Regions from separate parts of the Homo sapiens genome. Here region 2 is linked to region 1. A link is an interaction called in ENCODE POLR2A ChIA-PET data of the cell type or tissue named here. Cell type or tissue: MCF 10A. All regions are shown on one strand. Each heading gives the region's core, and the rest is flanking DNA. Links, peaks and the distances in the headings are about the cores only. Region 1 has its middle 53 kb from the start of LINC02991. Region 2 has its middle 26 kb from the start of HDAC4-AS1.

Evidence for each region. ChIA-PET counts read pairs that join two places held together with the same protein. Peaks named below come from ENCODE experiments on the same cell type or tissue, not always from the same donor. Only the 100,000 strongest peaks of a DNase experiment are listed, where the experiment ranks them.
Region 2: POLR2A ChIA-PET joins it to region 1 with 6 read pairs; 2 of 35 experiments call an interaction of 5 or more read pairs at or near these places.

Annotation. Positions count from the first base shown.
Region 1 is chr2:239,628,949-239,634,326 of GRCh38, forward strand. No RefSeq gene overlaps it. Among named protein-coding and RNA genes, the nearest start is that of LINC02991, 53 kb to the left of the region's middle. In MCF 10A, for the core only: no CTCF peak of the experiment used is centred there; a DNase peak (open chromatin) is centred at 2,173.
Region 2 is chr2:239,424,928-239,430,305 of GRCh38, forward strand. No RefSeq gene overlaps it. Among named protein-coding and RNA genes, the nearest start is that of HDAC4-AS1, 26 kb to the left of the region's middle. In MCF 10A, for the core only: no CTCF peak of the experiment used is centred there; no DNase peak of the experiment used is centred there.

The sequences.
Region 1 (5,378 bases), core at 230-5,229:
CAGGCTGGTCTCGAACTCCTGACCTCAGGTGATCTGCCCGCCTCAGCCTCCCAAAGTGCTAGGATTACAGGCGTGAGCCACCTCGCTTGGCCTAACTCCAGTCTTAATTGCAAATATTTTATGACAATTCTTTCTGCTCCCAGTGCTCTTAGGAAATGGTGGTTCCAATGGTCACTGAAGCAGCGTCTCTCTTCAGTGCAGTGGTTCTGCTGTTTGCTTGGAGAGATTTGTGAATGACTTGGTGTTTTGTGGTGAGAGGGATGGAGGGGGAAGGAGAAGAGCCATGTGCAAGAGTCATTGAACTTCGTGGTAACTCGTGAAGTTATTAAATTACAAGATTAAATGTCTCCTGGGATTGAGGCAGGTCATGTACTTAAGATTCCCTCTCCGGAAGGGACCAGGGAAAGAGGCGTTTTTGAAGCCTGTGTTAGCACCACAGGCTCTATAGCCAGCAGCCCAGTCACATATTTGATAGATATTGCCATGAATTGACTAACCCACCTAATCTTCAGTGAATTCCCACTCTATTCAAGATATGTGTGGATGTTGGGGATGCAGTGATGGACAAACTACAGACAGTTAATGAGAATTTTGAGGTTTAACAACAGATTATTTTATTACATAAAGAATAAACAATGTAACCTATTTACACACTAATATTAAGAAAAACATAACTTGAAGCAAGATTGAAAGAAACAGCACCATGGCACCAATCTCATTTTCCTCCCTTTCAACGTGGATGCCTTCCAGGGGGCAGCGTGGCTCTGTCCTGGGTCTCCCACATACCAGCCTTGTGCCAGTAGCCAATTAGCTAACCCAATTCTATTTCACCATCTGCAAAATGGTACCCGCTTGTGTGTTTCACAGAAACATTATGAGAAGTTAAATAATAATCCATGTAAAACCCATATACAACACTCAGTCTATAGAAAAGTGAATTTTAAAATTATTTTTCTGTCTTACTTTATTCATGAATTTATCTCCCAGATTGTGAGGAAATAGTTTTCAACTACCCAGAATTTTATGTTTGAAACGTCAGAAACCCTCCAGAGAGCATAGGTTGCCCGGGCGACTGTAGTACAGCATCAAGGCACCCTTGAGTTGGCAAGACACAGGCTTGCTGTGCCTGAGAAGCACAAGGTTCCACTTCCCAGCCATGGTGGTTTTCAGCAGTGCTGTTTCTACTCTTAGGTCAGAACAGAGATATGGGAAAAATCCCTGCTCTTCTGTTTCTTTTCCCCAGTGCCGCCTCCTCCAGCCTCCAATGGAGGTGTTTCCATGGGTGACCACATTCTGTTCCACTGGTGGTGGCCTTTGTGTGAGTGCTCCTTCAGGGACCACATTGATCATTAACACACCTTTGAGGTTTCTTTCTTTTTTCTCTGAAACATGGCTTCTTAAAAACTTTACACTTTTTCTCTCATGAGCATTTTAACACATTTAAAAAATAACAGAACAGTTAAAAAAAAAAACCCACAGTTTCACACAGGCTTCTTCTCACTGAATCATGTTTCATCTTTTCCCTTGGCACAACCAAAGGGAAGGTTAATTTAAAACAGCTGAGAGTGATGTCACGTCACACGCCGACACCTCTTTTTCTTTTTTTTTTTTTTTTTTTTTTTTTGCCAGGAAAGAAAAGAGGTTCACCTCAGGCTGCTCAGAAGGAAGGTGTTCCAGGAAGGCCAGAAAAGGGAGGCTGCTCTGGAAAAACAAAGAAGAGCTTGGCAGGTCCTAGAACGGAGGAGAAGTTAGACCCTGGGAATCCAAGATGCTGCAACGTCAGGCAGCTGGTCCCCAGCAAGGCTGGCACGTGGAAACCTCACGGAGAAAAGTGATTCATAACCAAAGCAGGGCTCCCACAGCGACGCTGAGCAGACACAGAACTATTTTTCACATAACACTTATTTTATTTAAAAAAAATGTTAAATGACTTTCCTTTGCATGGATTCTCTGTTTCTCTTGCTCTGGTTCTGGAAGCCATGTGGAGTGGTGGCCAAGAGTCAGTCCTGTTCTGTATTTTTTTGTTGTTGTTGTTATCTTTCTGAGTTGATCAGCAACTGAGAGAATTGAGGAAAGTCGCCCAGGTGGCTCATGTCCAGTGCGTCACTCCACCCCATTCCGACAGCCTCATAGGTTGCTTAACTCTGGAGCCTGGCATTCTCCAGATGCCCCTGCAGGGAGGATTACTTGGCTCCCTCCAGCAGACAACCTTGTGGAACGCTCAGAGCAGAAGTGAGTCACTGCAGCAGGCCCTGTGCACGGAGGCAAGCCAGGAGGTGGTGGAGCTTTATGCGTCCATCATCAGCATTAAAGATGCAGCGAGGGGCAGGGCTCCTTCCCCCAGAACCATGCATGGTGGGCTATTTGTCCCCAAGTGTGATCTTTGCCTGCAAGGTTCCTGCTGTTGTGGCACTCAGACCTTCATCTATACCTTCCTCAGGAATTCTGTAAACTACCAAATAGTTTTATCAATAACCCCTTCCTACCTAAGCCAGCTAGAGTGAATACTTAAGGCTGCATCTAAGAACGGTGACCAATTTAATCACTTCACTAATTTTAACAATGGCTCCTCAAACAGGGGTTTGCTCCATTTCCTCCGTTTCCAAAGGAGGAAGTTGATGGGCTGATGGAGGTAGGTGAATATCATTGGTTGATGTTGAATAGGCCAAAGCTCTTATTATTACTAGTATTTAAAATATTCATTCTGAAGTTATTTACATATTTTAGAACTCATTTAATTAAAGACTCATGTTACAGGTTCATTGAGTAAATAAGTCTGGTTATTTACTGATCCACTGGTTCCAACTAAATAGTTGGGCCACAGATTGTCTGTTGGTGACAATAACCAGTAAGCACCTTTTTAGAGAAAGCCTGTTGCTGTGTGCCTCAGCATTTGACTAATGGCAGGAACACCTCTGAGTACTTCACCGGGCCTGGATTTGACCTGTGAGAATGAATGTGCAGCTTACTGCATGGGAACTGGAAAGATTTAAGGACCTACTCTGGTGGGCACACAGTGAATTACTGGTGCGTCCTAGTGAGAACTTACCATCTCAGCTGCTAGTCGATTATTTCTCACACATTAAGGACTTTACTCTGTTTCTTAAGAGAAAATCCTTTCCCACTGAAGGGAAGGATTCATTAGTAAAATCCATTCTAGTTGAGGCTCCTCTGTCTTCCCAAGAGGAAGGGAGGGTGCAGTTGGGCATGAAGGCTTTTTGAAGGTACTGTAACTTAGTATGGTACAACAACTTACTAGGTTGCCCCTTTGCTGTCACCCAAATTTGGAAAGGAATTGGTCATTTCAGGTTTTTCATATTTATAGTAAAAGAAAATCCATCAAGTTTATCCCTAAAGAGGACTTACGTGACAACTGCCCATGCATAGACAACTGGAGTCCCTCGATCAGACCCACCAAGGAGAGAAATCCATTTTGCATATTGTGTATGGCCTTGAACCAGGAAGGGCATAGGCCGTGGGTGTGCTTCCCTCCGTGCAAGGGAGTGCAGCCTGGGAGCTGCATTCCATCATCACGTCTCTCAAGTGAAGTTGCGCAGAAAGCATGGAACTCCTTTCTGCCTGGATTTTGGAAGGAACCAGTGGACAAATTTAATCTGATGAAGACATTGTAAGGTTAATTTTAGGTTTCAAATACTTTCTTTTGTAAAAATAGTGAGTATTCATTAATTTCCAGAAAGGGTGCCTGGTACTGAGGATCCAGAGGCCAAAAAGACATGTCCCTAGACACCTGGAGTTGGGGTGTGACCAGAAAGCCATCGCAACCTCTGTGAAAGAAAATGAAACCTTCATTCCAGGTGAATCTCTGCATTGCGCTCTGAAGGACATGCAGCCCCTTTCTTCTACTACACTTTCTCTAAGGACTGTGATTCATTGATTAGCCATCCCATGTTCCGTATCCTTGGGTTGTTATCCCAGGCTGCCCTCTGCCATCTGCTCCCTGGAAAAGATGGGTCCTTATTGCAGCCACCTGTGGAGCCATTTTGGCCTGGGATGAGCTACTCACCAACACACCCAGCCCATCTTAGATCTCTGGGATCCCAGACCAAATGGAGGCAGCCCTTGAACAGTCCGTGGAGATAATCCCTCTCTATTTTTCCTATTTCCAAGGCTCCATGAACCTACACATAGAATCTGTCTGGTGAGCATAATACACGCCGCAGCTGAAAACCTTCTGAAGACGCAACACATTGTTGTGGGTGATTGAGCTTCATATTGTTTTGCCAATTCTCGAACAAATGGCCAGACTCGTTTGGAACTCGCTTTTCTTTGTTGTTTAATAAAGCAGCAATCATATAGCATGTGAGATAATGGAATGGTTGAATGCAAACTTGAATTATTTTATTTTATGGAGTCTTAATTAGATTTGTAATGTGGAGCTCCCAAGTACCAAATGGTTGCTGAAATTTAATGGGACCTCTTGTGGGGAGTGAGAGAGTTGTAATTCTCCCATTCACACAACAAAGGCCGGCTGTTCTGAAGTTTGGCATATATCAAGTTACAAAACACCTTCCTGACTCCGCAGAAGATCCATGCCTTGGCTCCTTCTTATTTCTCTGCTCTGTTTTCTTATGGTTGTCTTTGCTTGAGCCCTGGAGAAGAATGGTTCACCTTTTCAAGTTTCTTTATTAAAGTCATCATTGTTTACCGTCAACCTGAGCTGAGACTGTGGCAGCACCATGGGGCTGCTTCTGGACAGTGTAGAGGTTCTTGGCCCCAGCCCAAGTCCTGAGTCCTCCTCACTTCCCACCTTCCCCAGGCACACCCCTCCTGGAGCCACCATCAGAAGCTGCCAGACCAGGGCAGGAGCTTGTGGGTCAAACCCAGTTCTGAGGTGGGTTACGTGTGTTATGTTCCACTAAGAATATCTAAAGAATTAGGTTCCTATCCCTATAATGACACCATTCTCAGTTGCCAGCATCCAAATGTGATTTTCAGAGTAGGAAGGGAAGGGTGGACTTGGAGCTGGCGCCCCAGGGAGTTGTTTTGAATGTGAACATGACCTAGACTGTGGGTCATGGTGGAGACAAGTTCAGGAATCAGCACGCTGGGGCGCTGGGGAGGCAAGGAGATGGGCAGTCCAGCTTGGCCCCAGTGCCCAAACCCATCCCTCACTGGGGAGGCAAGGGAGATGGGCAGCCCAGCCTGGCCCCAGTGCCCAAACCCATCCCTCACTGGGGAGGCAAGGGAGATGGGCAGCCCAGCCTGGCCCCGATGCCCAAACCCATCCCTCTGGTTCAAGGTCCTTTCCTCATCACCTCAAGCCCATCACACAGGCTGTGAGTATATCTTCTTCCTCCCTGAGGCATGGGCTTAGTCCTTCTGTGCTGCTGAAACAAAATGTCATAAACTGAGTGGCT
Region 2 (5,378 bases), core at 96-5,095, 200 kb before region 1:
GAGAAGGAGCCACAGCTGCCAAGTGCCCCGTGCACTGGACCAGGTCCAGGGAGAGGGCTGCGGAGGAACCCCAGGGCAGCAAGGGCTGGGGACCCAACAAAGGGCATGGGGTGAGCCAGATCACAAATGACTTTTTCTAGGTGTTTAAATAAAAAAAAATGAATGGCACCAAGAAACATTATCTGTGAGACTTAGGTTCAGAGAGAGAAAATATTTATATGAAACAGGTAATTTTAGGGAATGGACAGAGAAAAATCGCTTTGAGAACACAGATTTATATGTTAATTAACATGAGAATTTTATAGAATATCCACTGCATTTATATTTATATGTGTGTGTGTGTGTGTGTACACCCATACACCCCTCACTCTCCCCCATCGCATGAGGGTTCACGCGAGACTGAAGCTTCCTTTACCAAAAAATATCCCAAAACAAAAGAGCTCAGAAGAATTTGGAGGGCACTGAGAGGAAGAAGTAAGAAAAAGAAGTAAGCGATTGTACTTTTTATGGGGTGGGGGAGGAGGGAGACAGACAGAGAAAGAAAGAAAGAAAGGAGAGGAGGAGGGAGAGAGAAGCAACCATCATCGCCCACGGCCCTCCAGTGGCGTGCCCAGGACAGCCTGTTTCGGCATCAGAGAAAGATTGACTGGCAGCCAAAATGTTGAAAAGATTGTAGCCCACTCTCGTTCCTCTTGGTCTCTTGTGTTTGGCTGCTTTTCCTGTAAGTAGCCAGCCACTGTGCTAGCATCATGTCCCCAAAACATGGCATCCAAAGGAAGAAACACAGTGTTCTCTGGACATTTACTCGGGGACATCCAGAGTAATCACTGGAGGTTTGAAGGGAGGCGTGCAGAATAGCAATTGTGTGAGTCTTTCTGCCAAGTGTTGGGAAGCCCCTGCTGGCCCGAGTAGGAGTAATCCTTTTCTGAGACACGGAAGCCTGGGGTCAGGGTGCGGAAGCTCTAGTCCTCATAGATGACCGCTGCTGGGCACAGCTGATGCCACGGGGCCACCCACAACAAGCCAACGCTCTCCCGGCCTGCCCTTCAGCTGCCCCTGCACTGGGCATTGGGGGAGGTGGGGTCCCTGCTTCCTGGGCGCTGACTCAGAGCTTTGGATCATGGCCTGTCCTGGACCCCAGGCAGTACTGATGTCTTTTCACTTTGGAGTCCAAGGGAGTTGGTGAGTAAAGAATTACAGGCTCAAATTTTATGGCACCAGCAACACCTTTTAGAAATAAGTTTCACAGCCGTGAGTGAAGTACGAGGCTCAAACCTTTGCGAATTCCACTCCCATTCACGTTAGTCAAGCCCACCTCCTCTGGGGCCAGCAACATTCTCGTTCCACCTCCCGTCATCCCAGCCATCCTTTAGCCCAACTCTTTTGTCCACTGGCCTTGGCCACATCCTTCTATCCTTTGCCTCGACCCAGCTGGGCCTAGCTCAGAGGTCAGCTGTGGGCTCTGTCCTTCATGGAGCTGGCCAAACCTGATGGAAACCCTAAGCCGATGGCTTTAACCCCAGAGCCATGCAGACGGTTGCCGACAGTGTTATCACTGGCCTTCCTCCGCCTCTGCCAGGTCGGGAGAGAATCACTGCACCGCCTATTCCTTCCAGTTTCTGCTCAGGCATTTTGTTTGCTGAGTGTCTCTAGGGAAAGCACACAGAGTGGGTGGCAGAGGCCCTGGCTGTCCAGGAGGGGCTGTCCCACCCACCTGCTGACCTCTTCATCCCTGGGAGTGCAGAACACAGGGACCTGGGCTCAGGATGGGCACCTCTAGCCAAAAGGCCTCTGAAAAGCCCAGTAGCCTCCTGAGCATCAAGTTCCCTTTGTTGAGGTGGGAAGCCCAGCGCTGCAGGGCTGTCCTGAAGATTAAATGAGTTAGTGCAGGAAGAGGGCTTGGAGCTCCCTCCACAACAAACCAGCCTTCCATCCTTCTGTCACCCTCCCTCTGGTTCCAGGAGCTCCAAACTCTCACATCCTGGTCTCACTTTCCATCCTAAGCCCTCTTCCTACAAATCAATTCCCTTCTTGAGATGCATTTGGCTAGTATGATTTTTCTACCTTTCTGTAAAGTTAAGTAAGTTTTCATACCATTGATAACATGTCAGAGTCCTTCTCCTTGGAGGGGAAGGACTCCCTTTTGAACGCCTTTGCAGAGTTATTTTAATAGAACAAAAACATTCGGGTGGCTAAGGAGAAAACAGAGGTAGAGGCTGTTGTCCCCTTGCCCCCTCCAACACCCGCCCCCACCCCCACCCCGTCATCCCACCAATACCCACTTCTCCATTCTTCCCCTTTCTTTGTTAACAGAATGCCAGTTTGTCCAGATCTGGGCGGCAGTCTCTAGATCTCAGGCACAGTTAATGCTGATCTCAGTCTCAGGTTTTAAGTCCTGATTGATCTAACCCTTTGCTGGTAGTTCATCTCTAGGCTAGTAATTGGTCTAGGGGCAGCTAGCAGTCCTAATCTGGCAATGAGATGTAAATGGAAGTCGGTAGCCTGGTTACCAGGGATGACTTTGTTTTCTGGATTAAAAAGGATAGGTTTGAGGCCAGGCATGGTGGCTCATGCCTGTAATCTCAGCACTTTGGGATGCTGAGGTGGGCGGATCACCTGAAGTCAGGAGTTTGAGACCAGCCTGGCCAACATGCCGAAACCCTGTCTCTACTAAAAATACAAAAATTAGCCAGGCATGGTGGTGTGTACCTGTCATCCCAGCTGCTTGGGAGGCAGCTGAGGCGGGAGAATTGCTTGAACCTGGGAGGTGGAGGTTGCAGTGAGCTGAGATCATGCCACTGCACTCCAGCCTGGACAGAGCCAGACTCCATCTCACACACACACATATGAAAGATACACTTAGATGCCCTGCCCTGTTTTCCTTTTGCTCTTCCCTGTAGTTTTGCTTTTTTTTTTTCAACTGGAGCATGGATGCGACGCTAGACGTGCAACAGCCTGCTGTAGGCAGGAGGCAGCAAGCATGAAGATGAAAGGTAACTTGCTGAGGATGCCAGAGCAGAAAACTGGGAGACCCCTATTTTCCTGGACAATATGAGTGAGGAGCCATGGCAGTCTTGGACTGTCCACCTCCAAACTTTTTGTATGTGAGAAAAATAAACCCCAATGTGTTTCAGCTGCTGAGACTCAGCGATCTGTTACTTGTAGCCTAAAGCATTCCTAACTGATAGCATGTATAACTTGAAGTTAAAAAAATACTTACAGCTAACAATCATGAGGGCATTACTTAGCTCTCTGCAACCTAGGGTAGTCCTGCAGAGCTCAACTGCATTTTCGTCTAGTATAACAAACCCTGAGTCTAAACGCTGGTCAACGAATGCCAGTATCTCCAGTGGAGACAGATGCAGATCGCAGCCTGAGGACCAAGGATCATCATTTCCAAGAGATGCAGATCTGTGCTCTGAAGAATATGCTTTTATGAAACTGATGTTAACACTTAGGTGCGTCTGTTATTAACAATTCTCTAACACCATCAGAGATAGCCGTGTCTGGTAGGAAACCCAACAGCCTGGGAGCTAAATTTGCTCTTAGTTATTTAATAGCAAAAACCACGATTATTTTTGCATCAACCTAATACTCAGTACCGTCTTCAGTTTGCATCCAGTCTATTGGTCTTATAATCTGAGCACTGCTTCCAGTCTTCTCTCTTCCAGCAAAATCAGATCAGTATCTGGAAGTAAATAATTCATAGGAAGTCCCTACACAATCTCTCTGCCTTGATCTGTCCTACTGGTTCTATTTTCCTCTCCTTTGATGCATTTCTTGTTACAGGGAATGAAAAGCAAACACAAATCACTTTTTTTTCTGGGTCATTACCGCAGAGAACCATTGTACACTGAGATCCCCTATATCTTGGAAACAGATATTTTAATACAACTTGTTTTTATAAGTAGTCCCTTCTTTGTGGAGTGGTTTCAATTACAATAAAAAGGGAAACTGTCAGAAACTGTAATTCATTATCTTAGATTGGGACACAAATGCCAGCATTTCAAATTTATTTGTTTCAGCATTTTTCCTTGAATAACAACTTTCAGTACCTGAAGGCTTCCTAACATTCTACAAAAGGTCATGGAAAGAAGTAAAGTGTTGTGAATTCATAAAATATGCACATTTTTATATATGTATGAGGAAGACATAAGTCCTTTATGACTTCTTTTGCTTTTATTTTCCTCTATTGATTTTTAGTTAGAGATGACTTTAGGTACATACAAATATGAAATTTATTTATCTTAATTCAAGTAAAATGTATTTCCACATATGTGATTAGCGAGGTTTAATAATTTAAATAAGATAATTGTGGTGGAAACTCTCTATAGTATTAATCATTACATGAAATTCTATTATTTGTTTTGTCGTTGATTTTGGTTCTCCTAGGAAAAAGGATTTTGACTTTCATTTTCACTGCTGGGTGCTCAGCACTGAGTAGAATGCCTGGGACTGAGTAAGCACTCAATAAATATTTGTATGTATTAATTACTGTATGATCCATGTGGCTTCTCTAGCGTTGCATTTAATTCCATATTCTCTATTTTTTAAAAAGTGTTTGGCTTTTGCCTGAACTGTAACATTTCACAAAATTTCATAATTCCTAGATTCCAACAGGATTCGTTTATAAAAGATGTCTGTTCTTTGGGTATTGTCAGGATGAAAGCACAAGATTACTTATTTTGCTGTTGACCCTGGTGACTGTGAACTGTGGCCTCCCTGGGCTGGTTCCATTCGCTTGTTCACTTGCCCATGCTAACTACAGCTGCCCGTGTGTTTATTTTGGTCATGTATTTCAAAGGACCATTTCTACCCCAAAGTAAACAAACATAATGGAACAGCTGTGACTGATAAAAACTCCCAGGCATAATCATCACCCGCTTGTACATATCCTGTGGTTTCAGATTTAATTTTAAAAATTTTCCCTTAACTCTTGATTCACGATTGGGACTGTGGAGTCCATGGAAAATGACTGCAAAACTGTTCTGTCCCCTGAGGAGGCACAGATGAAGAAGAACAATGGAAGTTGTCCTCCTTCCTGCCCGGGCAATGGGGATGCTGGCTGTGGGCTGTGGGCTGCAGGGCCGTGCCCCCCTGGTGCGAAGGTTGCTGGACCAGTGAGTGGGTGGATGAGGCAGGCTGTAATGTCCCCAGGTTGCAAGTCTCACATGGAGAATAGGCCGTGGGTTGATGCTGGGGCCAGGCATAAGTCTGGACAAGGACCCTCGTGAGAGATACCCCCACATAGCTAGGGCAAGCTCTGAGACCACTAGGGTCCACAAGTCTCAGGGGGGACCGCGGTGGCTCTTGGCTGGACAGAGCCTAGAAACTGTCCCCCAACAGCCTGGCACTGGACAAGGACCACATCCCTTTGT